2 separate regions of the Mus musculus genome follow, and region 1 is linked to region 2. Evidence: chromatin loops called from intact Hi-C (ENCODE). Cell type or tissue: left cerebral cortex. All regions are shown on one strand.

Region 1 (8,000 bases), 170 kb before region 2:
AGTCATCTCCTTCCTGAAATTCCCCAGCTTCTCCCTGGAGAGCCTGTTATTTCCTTTCTGCCCTTGTATAGACACCTTGGACAAAGTTTTGTTACAGCACCACACTTTACTGAAAATACTGCCTACCATCTTCTGTCCAACCTCCCCCTAAGAGGAGGAGGACCCCAAAGTGTCTAAGCACTGAGCACAGTGCCTTGCCCAGAGAGGGACATAATAGTCAAAAGTTATTGTGCCAGCCGGGCTCCGGGCATAAGATCAGGGCCAGCCCATAAAAGCAGAGCTGGAGAGCTGACTCAGAGGTTAAGACAGCAATGTGCAACCGCAAAGGCCTAAGTTCAGGCTCGAGTACCCACTAGCAAGCTCAGCACTGTGAGGGAGAAGACAGTATTGTCGGTGTTTGCTGGCTGCTTCAAGAGGCCCATAGTGAGACTCTGTCTCAAACAAACAAACAAAACAAACAAAGGAATAGAGTGTTAGAGAAAGCTTCCTTCTTTGACCTCCAGGGATGTGCACAGGGACACACACTCAGACACATATGTGCAGATATCACACCACATTCACACATACCAAAAAACAAAAAACAAACAGGCTGGAGAGATGGCTAGTTAAGAGCAATGACTGCTCTTCCAGAGGTCCTGAGTTCACAACCATCTGTAATGGGATCTGATGCCCTCTTCTGGTGTGTCTAAAGATAGCTACAGTGTACTCACATACATTCAATAATTCTTTAAAAAACAAACACCACAGGGTGGGGGGAAGTACACTTGTACATACATACCACACACACACACACACACACACACACAGAGCAGTGCATGAAGCTCTTTCAGATAAGCACCTAAACTCATATGCTTCCATGGTAAAGGAACCACAGACCAGACAGGCTCTAAGTAAAATGCAGATCTTCTGAGAAGGAATGTTCTTCAAAAGGCTCTAAGGGCACCAAAGCCCCGCTCTCTGCTGCAGAAAAGCAGAGAAAAGGTGAGGATGCACACCTCAACTAATGCCACTCAATACCAAAAAAAAATTATCAATAAGCCAAAGCCAGAATCCCAAGATGGCAAGGTCCCTAAGACACATTTGCGTCAGGCAGTCTCTTACCTTGTCCTGGTCACACACTCCGATTAACAAAGATCACTGGATTGATAGACCACTGGCTCCCAGAACTAACTGCTGTACTGGGTGACGGAGGACACTGAGAACCCAGTTTCCATCTCCCCTGATTCGCAGACATCTGCCATCCCCTCCATAACTCCCTAGCCTCTTAGCAGACCACGACAACTCCGATCTTTGCTAACCTCCACCTCCAGGCAGCCACAACCACTGCTGGGGCTGCACAGAACCCAGAGGCAGCTGTGGACGCTCTTGCAATTCTCCCAGCCCCTCTGACTCCTTCCGTTCAGTGTCTTCTCCTCTGCACCCTCACGTCCAGCCAGGCCTCAGTCACTACCCACACACCCTTCCTTTCTCCATTCTTCCTATCTGCCATTCCATAGCTTTGAAGATTAGAGCAACTCATTTCTTCTTTTTGGTGCTTCTCCATCTGTTGCTTGTCCCACCTTACAGGAAATTACATCAAGTGAGATCATGCCCAAAAAAGCTCTGTGATCTACACAGTTAAACATAAAGCCAGGCGTTACTGTTCTAATCGTCGGTCTAAATTATCGGTTTGCATGCAAACTCCTGGCCTCTCCTCCCTCACTTCTGACCACTTTTGACAGCACAGTAAGGTGAATACTTCTCAAGCGCTGCTCTCTTCACTGTCCATCCACCACCTTCACCGCGATCGTCTAACAGTCCCCGGTTCGGTGTGTGCAGTCTCCTCTGCCCCACCAAGGCTGTTCCCAGTGCTTTCTATAGTCTTACACACCACGCCCACCCTTCAACGTCTAGCTAATGCTCCACTACGTACAAACAGAGACAGATTTAAGAACGAATCTTCTTAAATGTGATGAAAGAATTAAGCATTGATTCGGTTTGAAGAAAAACGCTGGGAATATCTGTCATCTGATGCTGGAAGAGGCAATGTCCTCCTCAGCTTCCCTCAGTGTTTTTTGAGGCAGGGCCTCTGTAGCTGGGGCTAGCTTGAAACTCACTAAGTAGCCCAGACTGTCCCCAAACTCAAAGAAATCTTCCTGTATTTACCTCTCAGGGGCTAGGCTTATAAACAGGTATCACAAGCATGGCTTAAAAGCCAACTTTCAGTTTTATTCTTGTTTAAGTAGCCATGGCTGTCCTGGAGTTCAATATGTAGAGTAAGCTAACCTCAAACTCACAGAGATCTGCCTGCTTCTGCCTCCCGAGTGCTGGGATTAAAGGTATATGCCACCTCACCTGGTAAGAGTTAACTTTTTTTGTTTGTTTGTGTTTTGAGACAGTCTGTCCATGTAGCCCAAGCTGTCCTGGAACTCACTCTGGAGACCAGGATGTACTCGAACTCACAGAGATTCACTTACCTCTGCCTCCCAAGTGTTGGCATTAAAGTTGAATACTACAAAACCAGGCTCACTCCTGGTAGCTCCCATTTTTAATCCCAGCACTTGGGAGTCGGATCTCTAAGTTCAAGGCTGCCTGGTCTACAGAGTGAGTTCCAGGACAGCCAGGACTACACAGAAAAACACTGTCTCAAAAAACAAAAACAGCACCCAAGTTGAGTGTTACCCACACCTGGAAAGTCAGCTTTTCCTTGGTTTAACTCTAAGAGATAGCCTAGACAAGGACAGATGCCACAGGGAGGCTTACACTAAGAATCCTAGCAACTGGGGTGTTCAGGAGAAGCAGGCACTGAAGGCCAGTTGTGGCTACACAGGGAGTTTGAGGCCAGCCTCTATCTCGGGGGGGGGGGGGGCATATTCAGTTATTTCCCCATTATTAGAACTGTTCAAGCCTGATTGCAAAATTTGCCAAACTGACAAGAGTATCACATATGGAGGTCAGCTACAGCAAAGGTGGCTGCGGTTAGAAGCCCAGCACTGAGATGAGAGGAGGCTGAGAGGTCTTCTGGTCCTAACTCCTGGTTTAAGGGCTGGATAAAGTAACTAACCCAGAGCAGTAGTTTGTTCTACATAGCAGGTAGCAAAATGTGCCTGTCAGCTAAGATCTTGCCCCTGAACAGCATCACCTGAGAACCTGTTACAAATGCAGACTAGATAAGAGCTATATTTCCACCAGACTCTATTAAACACATACCTCCATTAAAGTAAAAACCACTGGCACACACTGCCCCTTTACAATGGTGGGTTTCTACCTCGGGAACTTCATTTCCAAAAACAGCACCAGACGTTAAGTAGACACGACCAAAACTCAAGCAAGCAAGCAAGCAAGCAAACAAACAAACAAAAATCCAGTATCTCCCTGTCTATTTGGGGGAGATTATGCATATATATATATATATACATACATATATACACACACACACACACACACATACATACACACATACATACACACACATACACATGCCCTAGAGACTCTTGAGAAATATATCCAGCATACTAAAAGTTCTGAAATAGTCTGCTGAGAAAACCTGAACTTTCAAATATATATATGAATGCAAAGCACCTTTTACATAATAAAGTTATGGAGCTGAAGAGCTGGTTCAGTGGTTAAGAGCACCTACTGTTCTTACAGAGGACCTGACTTCAGTTACTAGAACTACAACTGGCTCTAACTCCAGCTGCAGGGGCCTGACATTTCTGGTCCCTACACTCATACATATTTTCCTATTTTTTAGGTTATCCTTATCTGTTTAAATACAGTACAAGAAGACAGGCTTTGACAGCACAGTAGGCTAAGGACGCCAATTTCTGACACAGTTCTTCCATTCTCAGTACCTTTTAAGTACACCAGGGTAACAAGGGGCCAGCAGCCGCTTGCAGCTCTCTGCGCTGCTGTAAATGGATTTCAGTCTAAAGACCTGCCTCTTTGAAAACAGCAATTTCGCATCTGTGTGCTTTAGCTGTCGTCCTGCTCAGTTACGAGAGGTGTGTGTACAAGACGACTACACAAGGATCGTTTTGTAAGCCTAGTTGGACCCCAGGACAAGGCGTACTCACACATCAAACGCATTTCCAGACCCTCCACGTCTGAACCCTCTAGGATTAATTTTTGTCTTCGTTTAACACAAATTCCTAAACACGTGCCCACAGAAAGCCTGCGCTCACTACGGTGTCACAGTAAGCAGGGGCCCCTCGCAAATCTGAAGGAGAGTGGGCAAGCCTGGGAGAAGCGCTCAGCGGGGCCCCAGGCCTGCCCGGCCGCCCGCCCGGGTGCCACCCACCCTTCGAGCCCACCAAGTCCTAACCCCGAGTCCCCGCCAGCTCCGCGAGAGCTTCGGGGCAGCTCAGCAGACAGTCGGCGGGGTCGCCGCCCGCGTACCTGCTGTCAGGGCTCCGCGCCCCGATCGGCCCCGCCGCCGCCCGCCGCTCCGGACTTGCTGCCCCGCCCCGCCCCGCCCCACGGACTGCCCTGCGCGCCGCCCGCTCCCGCAGTGATCCCCAAAGCCCTCGGGTCCCAGAAAACTCTAGATTTCTGTGAGCAGTCTCCTCATTCCTGCTGCCTCGCCCTAGCTGACAAGGTCTCGCCAAGCGAGGCAGAGAAAACATCGATAAGGCACTGAGCTAGACACCTGCGGCAGGATGCGTGCATGTGTGCATGCGCACGCGCACTACGTCTGGGAAGTGGATTAGGACCGCGGTCGTGAGGCGGGGCGGGGTGAACGCCCTCTGCTGGAGGAGGATCTTAGGGGAAGGATTGGGAATTTTGTTTTGATCTCAAAAAGTGACAATTATGGCCTGGAGATCGGGAGAAATAAATTAAGATGTCCATTCCCTTTTTTTCTCCCCTCTTCAGCATTCCTCAACCCCCATCCCCCAGAAACGGAACTGTCTAGAACCATTGCTGTCAGCAGCATTGAGGTGCGTCTTTTCAATGGAGGTGGTATAGAAAGTTTCAACAGTCCTTTTGTCTTCAGTGGCTTATTGCTAGCTTTTGAGAGTTAACTGGCTTGTTAAAACTAGCGACAATCCAGTACTAGACAGGATGAGGCAGGAGGATTGCCCCGAGTTCTAAATTAGCCTGAGGTACTAAGGTACCAAGTATACAATGATTTAGGCAGGCATGAAGGAAGGATCAAGCAAATGTGCAACTCCACAGGAGGAGGAGTTAGGATTTCACAGACCGGTTCCAATTCCTCCTCCAGTCTATGAGCTGTGTGAAATCCTGTGCTGGTAACAGCCTCTCAGTATCATGTCCTTATTTGTAAAATGACTGTCAGTGACAGGATCTAGAAAGAATGGACACCTCCTCTATAGCAATCCTCTCACCCCCATTTCACCTTCTAAATATTTCTATTTATTCTGAACATACAATGCATTCCTACCATTCAAAAATCAAACTGGAGCCTGTGGAATGGGTCAGCAACTAAAGGGACTTACCATACAAGCCTGACAACTTGAGTGTGATTCCTGGAATCCACGTGAAGATAGGAGAGAACTGACCAAACACACGGACACACCAGACCACACGCACACCACATATCACACATACACACACATACACACACCACCACCACATACACATATACACTGTACACACAAACTACCAAATGAAATATAATAATAAAATTAATACTTAAGTATTTACTGGGCCAAACATGATGGTACATGCCTTTAATTCCAGCACTCTAAATGCAGGGGAAGGTGGTTCTCTAAAAGCTGAAGGCCAGCCTGTAGTATGGATTAAGTTCCAGGCCAGTCAGGATTACATAGCCAGGATTGGGCTGCGGCGATGGCTCAGTGGATAAGAGCACTGACTACTAGCCAGCTTGATCTACAGAGCTAGTTCCAGGACATCCAGGGACATACAGAGAAAGCTGACAGAAAGTACCACATCTCAAGCCCCCTGGAAAAGTATGTACTGAGAAGCCTCCCTTTAGCCCTTGTCCCACCCTAGTATAACCTTCTTGCTTGCTACAGGTAATTGGTTTCTTGGTCATCTGGTAGATGTTTTAAATACAGGCTCTTATGAACACAGAGTTCTACTCCTTTCATCTCTTATGCAATAGGTAGTACAGTATAGAGACTTACATTCTGCCTTTTTTCCTTTATAGAATCTGTAAGGTTTATATTTTATGAGTGTTTTGCCTACATGTATGGTATGTCTGCACACCAGGCACATGGGAAAGACAGAAAAGGGCTTAGGTCCCCTGGAGCTAGAACTGGTTGGAGATGGTTGTGAGCGGAGCCATGTGGGTGCTGGGAATTGAACTCAGGTCTTTTGGAAGAGCTGCCAGTAACCACTCTTAACTAACACTGAGCCATCAAATTCAAATGAAGTGGGTAAATGTTTTCCGGTTATACAAGCTGTATTTGAAATCTCAGCACTTGGGAGGTTTAGGTATGAGGAGTTCAAGGCCACCCATGGCCTGACAGCCATCCTGCACTACAAGAGAACATCTCTTGAAAAACAGAGAGAGATCCTCATGTGTAGGTGTACATATTTATCAACTGGATTCCTCTAGTTACTTTGTTTCCAGTTGTATGCATGTGTGTTCATGTTTGTGGGAGCACACATGCGTGTATGTGCATTTGGAAGCCAGAAGTTGACCTGGAATCTCTTCCTCAATCACCCTCCTCCTCCTCCTCCTCCTCATTATTATTATTATTATTATTATTATTATTATTATTTTGAGAAAGGGTCTCTCACTGAACCTGGAATTCAATTCTGGCTAGACTGGCTGGCCAGCAAACCCTAGGGCTTGTCCCATCTAAACTTCCCCAGAATGGAGAGTATGGGCTGGGGGCTTATTTGCAGGTCCTCAATGCTTTGCTTTACATAGTAAGTGCTCTACTGGCTGAGCCAGCCTCCTGGCCCACTTTCTAGTCTTTTGCTGTTCCGTGTTGTGCAACCATGAGGGTACATAGGACATTTCACATGTGAGCATATTTGTGTATATATTAATTGCTTAAAATGTATTGGCTGTGTGTATGTGTCTGGTTGATACAATGTTTTTCTGTCATATGCAAAATTCTAGGTTCATTTCCCTGAACACAGGAGTAAAAATCAAACGGAAAAAAATAGGTGTTTCAATCCAAGATGAACTAATAAGCTCCAGGAGCTAGGAAAGGAGAGCGAATTAATGTGTGGACTCACTCTATGCTTATAATCACAGTTATGCACTTCCTCCCTTACTGAAAGGACAAAGTTCTGCCTGGGAGCCAGATTTACCTTACGGTCCTTCTATCTTCCCTTTTAACGAGTGTTTTGAGGACAGGGGGGGTGGGGGGTGGTGGAGGTGAGACAGAGAACGCTAGGGAACAACCTTATCCCTAAGCCTTGTCTCCTAAGCCATGACAACTGCGCCCCCTGGAGTCCCGTTAAGGAAATAAACAGGTTTGGAAGAAATGGCACCATCTTTGCCAGTCAGTTCCTGCGGCAATTCGTTTATTTTTGAGCAAGGTCCATTTCCCAGTGTGGAGGCTCAGGACCCAGAGTGGGGCACAGGCTTGGTGGGGAGCAGCCAGGCTTTGGGGGTCTCGTTCCTTATCTGTTTCATAATCACCTGAGGCTTGGACACACCTGTCTGGATGGGTTGCTGCTCAGGCGCCTGGGGGGTGCCTTCTTCAGCCTCCTTCCGGATGACAGCAGGATTGAGCAGCTCCTGGGTTCCCCGGTTCCACATACTCACACCAGGAACCAGCTTCATGGTTTCTGAAATAACCATGGGCTTCCAAAGCACTTGGGACGTAGCCTCGAGGACCTGGGGCGCCGCTAGGGGCCATCCAGAGTCCTCCTCCAAAGGTGTCACCTCCACAGGTTCCTGACCCTGTGGAGGCACGCGAGTCCGACCCGCCCACAGCTCTCCCAGCTGCTCCGCCTCCCGCTCCCAGCCACTTGGCCACTTAGCTAGGGGCCATAGTTTGGGGGTAGGGGTGCTGGCGACGTCGGGAGGGATTGGGTTTCTAGGGAGGAAGCGGAACCCGGGGCTGAGGAATGGCACG
Region 2 (8,000 bases):
ACATGGAAATTTAGAAAGGAGTAATATGATCCTATTTGTATGAATGTAAAACTACCTGTGAACGTGAATCCATGAGTCTGTACCTGCAAACGTGCATCTGTAAGTACATACACGAACCTACTATAAAGGTCTGAAAGGCTGCCATCCAGTTATCAGCTGCTAGGAAGCAGAAATGGGCAGGGTTCTGAGACACAGTCTCTCTTTATTCACACTCCTACAGTCTTTAAATTTATCTTAATTGTCTATTTCTGTTTTGAAATATTCTTAGGCGCTGGAGAGATGACTCAAAAGTTAAGAGTGCTTGTGGTTCTCGTAAAGGACCAGAGTTCAGTTCCCAAGCTCACACTGGAACTCCAGCTCCCAGGAGGGGTCCAGTGCTCTCCTCTGGTCTCCATGGGCGTACACACACACACACACACACACACACCCCAAATAAATAAAATGAATCTTTAGAGAACACCAAAAATATTCTAGAGTATAAAAGCTAGGAAAAACTACACAGCAAGGCTCGTTTGTAGCCTCCACTCCCCCAGCCTTAATGGTTCCACTGTTTACACCTGGATGGAGCTTGCCACTCAATCGTTCTGCCACGCCCACTGCTGTTCGGAGCCATACACGTGGTCACCCTGCTACTGGACTCCAGGACTATTTGGCGGGAATCGGTCCCCCTTCCCCTCCTTCATAACTGCATGTTGGAATAGTAAAATTGAGCTTTGATCAGAGTTGATTTTGACTTGGCTCTGTTCTTTCTTCCGTTCGTTTAGTTCCTCTCTTTCAGCCCAAGCTGCCATCTCAATTGAACCGTTCCTCTCGAGCTGCTGGTCGGCCCGCAACCCTCGTTAGTTATTAACGAGGGACATATCAGTTCTATGTTATCATTTTTAGTAAAAATGTGTTTAATTATTACTTCTGTTAAAATGAATCTTAACATTTAAAAGAAAAAAAAAAAGGCGAACTATTATATTGGCCCTACCTTATCGTACAGATTACAGAGTAACTCATTGGCACACTGTCTCACAAGTGTGATTGGCATCCAAGGTGAGGGGCTAGGCTGCTGTGTGATGAGAGGCCCTGGGTAGGTGAGTTAACAGGCTTTCCTGGGGGCACTTCTGAAGTCAGCCAGTTCTACCTCTGACGCTGGCATCTGCTTCTACAAGTAAAGGTCAGGGAAAGCCAGAGAGAAGGTAGTGGCGGAGGCATGGACAGAGGCGGGGAGGGAAGAGCTGAGGAGAGACCCTGAGGGTCCACTGAGATACAAAGGGCCTAAGAAAAGCCAGGGTTTGGATGAATAACTTCTGTGTATGACTCGCGAATGCCAGGCAGGTTATTTCTAGAGCGACATTCCTGAGGAGAGGTTGGTAGAGGCGGCAGACTTTTCCACCTCAGGAACAAAGAAGGTTCAGTCCATGGTGCTGGCTCCAACGCAGGAGGCGCAGGGAGTGAGATGACTTCACATTCATTCAAGGACTTCTCCTGTCTCCCACAGGGATAGCAAGTACAGTACACTTTTTTTTCCCTGGCCAGCACGATCAACTCTGCTAAACAGTTATGCAGATTCATTCATTTCTAGCTGTTTCGTTCATCTCATCAGGGACACACAACTCTCTCTGTCCCTGTTGAGTTTCTAAAGCAGCAGCCTTGAGAACTCCGTCTCAGACTCCTGTCCGCTCCATTGTGTTTTATGGTGCTAGAATAATAAGCACAAGATATTGCCAGAGCAGCATTTAAATAACTAATGTGGCTCGTCTGGTGACGACAGAGGCAAACACAGTGAGGGGGTGGCTGGTCCTTAGTGAGGCAAAAGAACTATGAAAGCAACAAGGCAAGGATAGAGCTAGAGAGATGGACTTGAGGGGCTGGAGAGGTGGCTCTGTGGTCAAGAGCACTGGCTGCTTTTTCAGGAGACCTGGGTTCAATTTCCCCACGCCTGCATTTGGCTAATGACTGCCTGTAGCTCCTGTTCAGGGGATCCAACTGACCACCCTCTGGCTTCCCCAGACACACATGTGGTACATGTACACACAAAACATTCATATACATAAAGTATATATATAAAAAAAACCAAACCCCGAGAGTCTCAGAGAAGTAAGTATAAAGGGTAGAAGATTGGGAACTCCCCTGATGGGTAGCGGGAGGGGACAAGACATCATTCTTCATAGAATCATCATCACCACCACCACCATCACTCAACAACATCATCAACAACAACATTGAAAAGGGTTTTCTAAAACTGTACAGCTAACATGGAATGGCGAGGCCAAGGAAAAGTAGTTCTGCTGAGAAGAAGGGGATGAAGCTGGGTGTGGTGGCCCATGCTTTACCCAGCATGCAGGAGGCAGAGGTAGGTGGATCTCTGTAAGTTCAAAGCCAGCCTATTTTACACTGAGACTTCCAAGTCAGCCAGAGAAACACAGTGAAACTGTATCTTTTAAAGAAAGGTCAAAGAAAGAAATGAAGGAGAATTTTTTTTTTAACAGCAAATATGCTAAAGCTAGACCAGAAGATAAGCGTGACGCTATGCACGAGGGGGGCGTGCAGGCCTCAAGGTTTTGCTGTAGCTTTGCTGATGGTTTCGTCACGGCTTAGAGGACGGGTAGGGAGAAAACTCATCAGAAATGGAACACTAAGAGAGGAAGCAACAAAGATTCAGGTTCCTAGATGTGTCCCAGCGGCAGAGATGTGGATGTCACCTCTGTTCTTGTGGATTACCGCAGTGACAATTCCCTCTCTAAAATGTTCGGCTTTTCCATTAGTTCTGAGGTTGGGAAGCGACATGTCTGAGGGTGCAGGCAAAAAAAAAAAAAAAAAAAAAAAAAAAAAAAAAAAAAACGACTCTGAGGAACGGGTTCTTGAACGCAGCACGTGTTGTACAATGGAGAACGCCCTGCCTTGTTCTCCAGATGAGTCAGGCAGGCAGTCTTCTCAGCACTGTCCATTGTTAGTGTTTCTAACTTTTTAAAAGTTTATTTCATGTATTTTTGTGTGTATAGGTGTTTTTTGCCTACGTGCACGTGTGGGGGACCATGTGTGTGTGGTGTTCACAGAGGCCAGAAGATGGCAGTAGATTTCCTGGAACTGGAGTTACAGGTGGCTGTGAGCCACCTTGTGAGTGCTGGGAATTGTTGGCACTCAAACCCGGGTCCTCCAGGAGAGCAGCCAGTGCTTGTCACTGTGGAGCCATCTTTCCAGCCTTCATTTCTCACCTCCTAACTCACACACTCTGGGGGAGAGTAACAGCAGAGTTTTCTTGTTTGAAGAGATTCTCGTGTCATCCCCACAGAGGTGCTGGGCTTCAGGTTGGAACCTTGATTCTGCTGTCTCAGAAGAAATGGCATCCTTTCAGGGACAAGCACTGGCTGCTCCTCCTAAGGGCTCAGGTTGAATTCTATTGTCACCTCCTCGTGGAGCCATCACTCTTCAGAGACTCCGCCTTCCTCTTCCTCTGTGATGGTCCAGGGCGCTCCTCCCCATTGCCCCCGTTGACACCCTGGTTTTTCAAGATCCAGTTCAAATGCCACCTGTACCTGTCCTGACCCACCCTTCATGTGTAGGTGATGATGGCGAGGCAGATAGCTCATTGTATAGTTTGTGTTGTCACACATTTGATCTTCCCCATTTAAGTGCAGGCTTCTTTTCATGTCCATCCTGCCCCATCCCCCAGCTGGGGCCTTGGCAGAGGCCTGTCACTCCCATTGCTTTTCCTGTGACCCTTCTGCTTCAGCTAAGTTAGTCTCCTTGTCACGTGACTTCCTTCCTTCCTTAGGGCTTTTATTACTCTGTTAATCCGAGGCCTTGCACCTCCTCCAGCCTTTGACTCAGAACGTTGTCCAGGAGCTGTGCTCATATGATCTTTCCTTGTCTGCTTTAATTAGTAACGGAGGGGTGCTTGTGAGCTTCATTGTGCAGTATTAATCATACTTGTTAATTTATTTCTGTTGAAGGCTTTATTTCCCCGAGTTTTTGAAAGGCAGTGTGATTTAGTAGCAAGATCAGGACTTGAGCTGTGCCTGGGATGTTGTTAGTTGTGTGTTTTTGGGAGCAGCAGGGACACTAGAACCTATTTCCTAGTTATCATAACACACTACAGTGTACGTTGTTTAAGAACAGCATGCAGTAGGTCAGCCACTGCCTTCATCCTCCCGTTCCTCTTCCATTTCTTTATCTTTCCCTCCCTTTCTTGCTGTCACTCTGACATGAAACAGGGTCTCACATGGTCCAGCTTGGTCTCAAACTCATTATATAGACAAGGATGACCTTGCCCTTCTCATCTTCCTGTCTCCACTTCTCAAGTTGTGGGGATGATGAGGGTTGGCATTCACCACCACACCATAGTTTATGTGGTGCTGAGGGTCAAACCCAGGGCTTCATGCATGTAAGGCAAGCATGCTAGTAACTGTGCCACACGCCCGGCCCTTCTACTCTTCCCTACTCTCATGGGCAGAAAAAAAAAGGTACTTTCCTTTTTCTTCAAACTGTGTTTTGCTAGGTCATCCTCCTTGGCTTCTGCTTTCCTCTGGGTTAGAACAGCAGCGCCCACTGCAGCATTGCTCACAAACATAACTAAATGTGCTAAACGGGAGAGCTGGGAAGGAGATATTGTTCTTCTTAGATAATACTGAAGCATAGCTCCTCCCAGAAAGCAAGGCATTACGCATCTGATGAAACAGGCCCCTTGACGCGGTGCCGCTCGAAACTACAGCTAACCATTGGAACAACCTTGCCTGAGTCCCTGTAAGCCATAGGAGGTGGCATCCACAGTCTATGTGTGGACTTATTCTGCCCCCTAGTGGCCACAGCAGTGACAGCCTTCACTTGGATTTATTATGAACTGCCACGTGGGTGCTGGAGGAAGTGTTTCGCTGGGAATGGGCTTGAAGAGCTTAAGGACTGACCCGACAGCCAGCTTGCTCTTCTTTTCTTTGTGTTTGTGGCTGAAGCTCTCGGCTTCCTGCTCCTGCCGGCATGCCTGCTGCCATGCTATTCCTCACCATTGTAAACTCAGCCCCCTGTGCACCATAAGCCCAAACAAACTTTCTTCTCTAAGTTGCTTTGGTCATGGTATTTCATCACAGCAACAGGAAAGTAGCTATTCCTCTGAGCTGGAAATGATAGTGATGGCTAGGCTGAGAGCCCACTGGATATGAAATAAGGACACTGGTCACCTAGAAGCATTGCAGACTTTTAAGTGCCATGCAGCTCTTGGGAATAAAGATTAAAAAGTTGCTGCTGAGGAAGTCTACATCTACAGTGATGTGAACATTTGAGATGCTCAAAGTCTTGCCGTTTCTTTCACTTTTTTCTTTTTAGTGAAGTATGTGATCCAAATTGGAAGAAAAATATATCTTAACTACAGGTTTGTTTGTTTGTTTGTTTGTTTTTCTGAGACAGGTTTCTCTGTGTAGCCCTGGCTGTCCTGGAACTCACTTTGTAGAGCAGGCTGGCCTCAAACTCAGAGTTCCACCTGCCTCTGCCTCTCAAGTGCTGGGATTAAAGGCATGTGCCACCATGGCCCAGCTCTCTCTCTCTCTCTCTCTCTCTCTCAAGATTTATTTATTTGATATATGTGAGTATACTGTCTTCAGACACACCAGAAGAGTGCCCTTACAAGATCTCATTACAGATGGTTGTGAGCCACCATGTGGTTGCTGGGAATTGAACTCAAGACCTCTGAAAGAGCAGTCAGTGCTCTTAACCGCTGAGCCATCTCTCCAGAGCCTAACTACAGTTTTTTGTTTTTTGTTTTTTTTTTTTTGGTTTTTCGAGACAGGGTTTCTCTGTGTAGCCCTGGCTGTCCTGGAACTTACTTACCAGGCTGGCCTCGAACTCAGAAATCCGCCTGCCTCTGCCTCCCAAGTGCTGGGATTAAAGGTGTGCGCCACCACTCCCGGCTTTAACTACAGTTCTTAAACAACGGTCCCATTTTCATATCATAGAAGAAGAAGAGGAAGAAGAAGAAGAAGAAGAAGAAGAAGAAGAAGAAGAAGAAGAAGAAGAAGAAGAAGAAGACGACTCTATGTTAAAGATGTCACTTAGTAGTGACTGAGGTGTGCCAAAGTCTAAAATATTACCTGGCGCTGGAGAGATGGCTCAGTTGGTAAGGGTTTTGCCTCTCAAGCATGAGGGCCTGAGTTCAAACCCAGAACTAATGTGAAAATGCTAGGGCATGGTGGTGTGGAGGCAGGAGGATACCTGGGCTCACTGGATAGCCAGTCTAGTCTCGGTGGTGAACTCTAGAACCAGCAGAGACCCTGTGTCAAAGGAGGTGGGTGGCATTCCTGAGGATGGCACTGCTGTGCTCTGGCTTCTACACATACCCCCCACATCAGCAAAGAATAAAAACAGATAAAGTAGTATTTGGCTTGCTAAACACTAGTCTTAGGAGATATTTAAGACTTCTTCATGGGAGCACATGCCTATAGTCGCAGCTCTAGGGAGGCTGGCACAGAATTGCTGTGAATTTGGCTATGGGATGGCTCCTGAGTACCAGGGCAGTCTCTGTCCCATAAAGAGGCCATGTTTTAAAACAAAAGTCTTTTATTCCTCCTGCAGATATTAATTTATGTATTATATAGCTTAAGAGTATTTAATGTAAACTAACATAACTTTCAAAGTTAAAAGTGTTGAAGCTGGCTGGGAAGTAGTGGTTTCATAGGCACCGTGGTAAGGAGAGGGGAAAGGGCAGGGCTGATGGCACAGCCCCAACAGCCACAGCACTGTGCTTGTCTCCTTTAAACATTTAACATTGTATTCATAAATTATTGCCGTTATTACGTGTGTGTGAGCATGCGCACACTGCTACACATGTGTGGCAAGTGTGCAGGGTGCAAATGTGTGGAGGTCAGAGGGCAACTTTTGGGAGTCAGTTCTCTAACGTCACTGTGAGGTCCAGGGATTGAACTTGGATCGCCAGGCTTGCAGAGTGAGCTAGGTTGAATCAGACAAAGTTGAAAAGGTCTCTGAAAACAAAGAAAATCCCAAAGCACGTGCGCGTGTGTGTGCATGCACCCCACCCCCCCAAAGCACGTGCACACACCTAGGTTGCATGACTGTGACTGTACTTCTGCATGGGTCTGCATTTTTGACTCACTGCAAGAGTTTTCTCAGGATACTGGGTTCATGAAAGAGGAACTGATGACTCAAAAGCAAACACATACAAATTCCAAAGGTATCTACAAATTCCCCTCTTCGTGTTTAGATATCAGTTCCCCCATGTTATAAGTCCCTTGACATCATAGGGCTTTTTATATTGCCAACTACACTAATTAAAAATTACATTTATTTGTGTGTGTGTGAGTGTGTGTGTGGTGGGTGTGTGAGTGAGTGATGGTGTGCATGGGGTAGTCAGATGGCAACTTGCAAGAGCTGGCTCTCTTCTTCCACCGAGTGAGTCCTAGCGATTGAACTAGGGTATGGAGCCTCAGGATTTTGCGCTTGGCAGAAAGTACCTTTACTTGCCTTAGATTTTAATTAACCCCCCCACCTCATTTTTGTGTATGGGAGTGTATGTATGTGTGCAGGTGTGCATGATCCTGTGATTGCATGTGTGGAGGCCAGAGGTGAACATCAGTCTTCCCCTATTGCTCTCTGCCTTATTTCTAGATAGAGTTTCTCACTGAGTGAGTGGCTTACTGTTTGGGCCAGGCTGCCTGGCCAGGAAGCCGCTGGAATGCTCCTGCTTCCACCTCACCAGTTAAAAGACAGTGAGGAAGAAGTCCACTGAAACAGAGAGCCAGAGAGCCAGAGAGTGCTTTAGCTCAGCCCAAGGCCCTGGCTGGCCCTTGTACTACAGTGTGGGGAAAACTGAAAACAGCTTGGAGTTTAGGCTTAAAGAATGGGACTGAGGCCAGGCAGGGTGGCAAATGTCTTTAATCCCAGCACTCAGGAGGCAGGGGCAGGCAGATAGGTCTCTGTGAGTTGAAGGCCAGTCTAGTCTACATAGGCAATTCCATGGCAGCCAGGGCTACCTAATAAGACTCTGTCTCAAACAACAACAACAACAA

Evidence for each region. A loop is a pair of places that touch in the nucleus more often than their neighbours do. Peaks named below come from ENCODE experiments on the same cell type or tissue, not always from the same donor. Only the 100,000 strongest peaks of a DNase experiment are listed, where the experiment ranks them.
Region 1: it touches region 2 in a loop (5-fold over the local background); 25 of 42 quality-filtered maps call a loop at or near these places.

The regions. Positions count from the first base shown.
Region 1 is chr6:83,162,372-83,170,371 of GRCm38, reverse strand. It overlaps 1700003E16Rik (RIKEN cDNA 1700003E16 gene), which reads right to left. Exons shown (of 4, transcript NM_027948.1): 4 at 7,397-8,000. The coding sequence ends at 7,481. It overlaps Gm15624 (a long non-coding RNA gene), which reads left to right. Exons shown (of 2, transcript XR_003956319.1): 2 at 3,734-4,829. It also overlaps a transcript of Dctn1 not described here. Among named protein-coding and RNA genes, the nearest start is that of Gm15624, 6.4 kb to the left of the region's middle. In left cerebral cortex, CTCF peaks have their summits at 3,836, 4,730 (motif pointing left) and 7,376 (motif pointing left); DNase peaks (open chromatin) are centred at 4,206, 4,657, 5,089 and 7,397; H3K4me3 peaks cover 2,205 bases; H3K27ac peaks cover 2,316 bases.
Region 2 is chr6:82,993,620-83,001,619 of GRCm38, reverse strand. All of the region lies in intron 4 of M1ap (meiosis 1 associated protein), which reads right to left. Among named protein-coding and RNA genes, the nearest start is that of Gm32644, 25 kb to the left of the region's middle. In left cerebral cortex, CTCF peaks have their summits at 3,032 (motif pointing right), 4,577 and 4,778 (motif pointing left); DNase peaks (open chromatin) are centred at 3,396, 3,714 and 4,742; H3K4me3 peaks cover 368 bases; H3K27ac peaks cover 828 bases.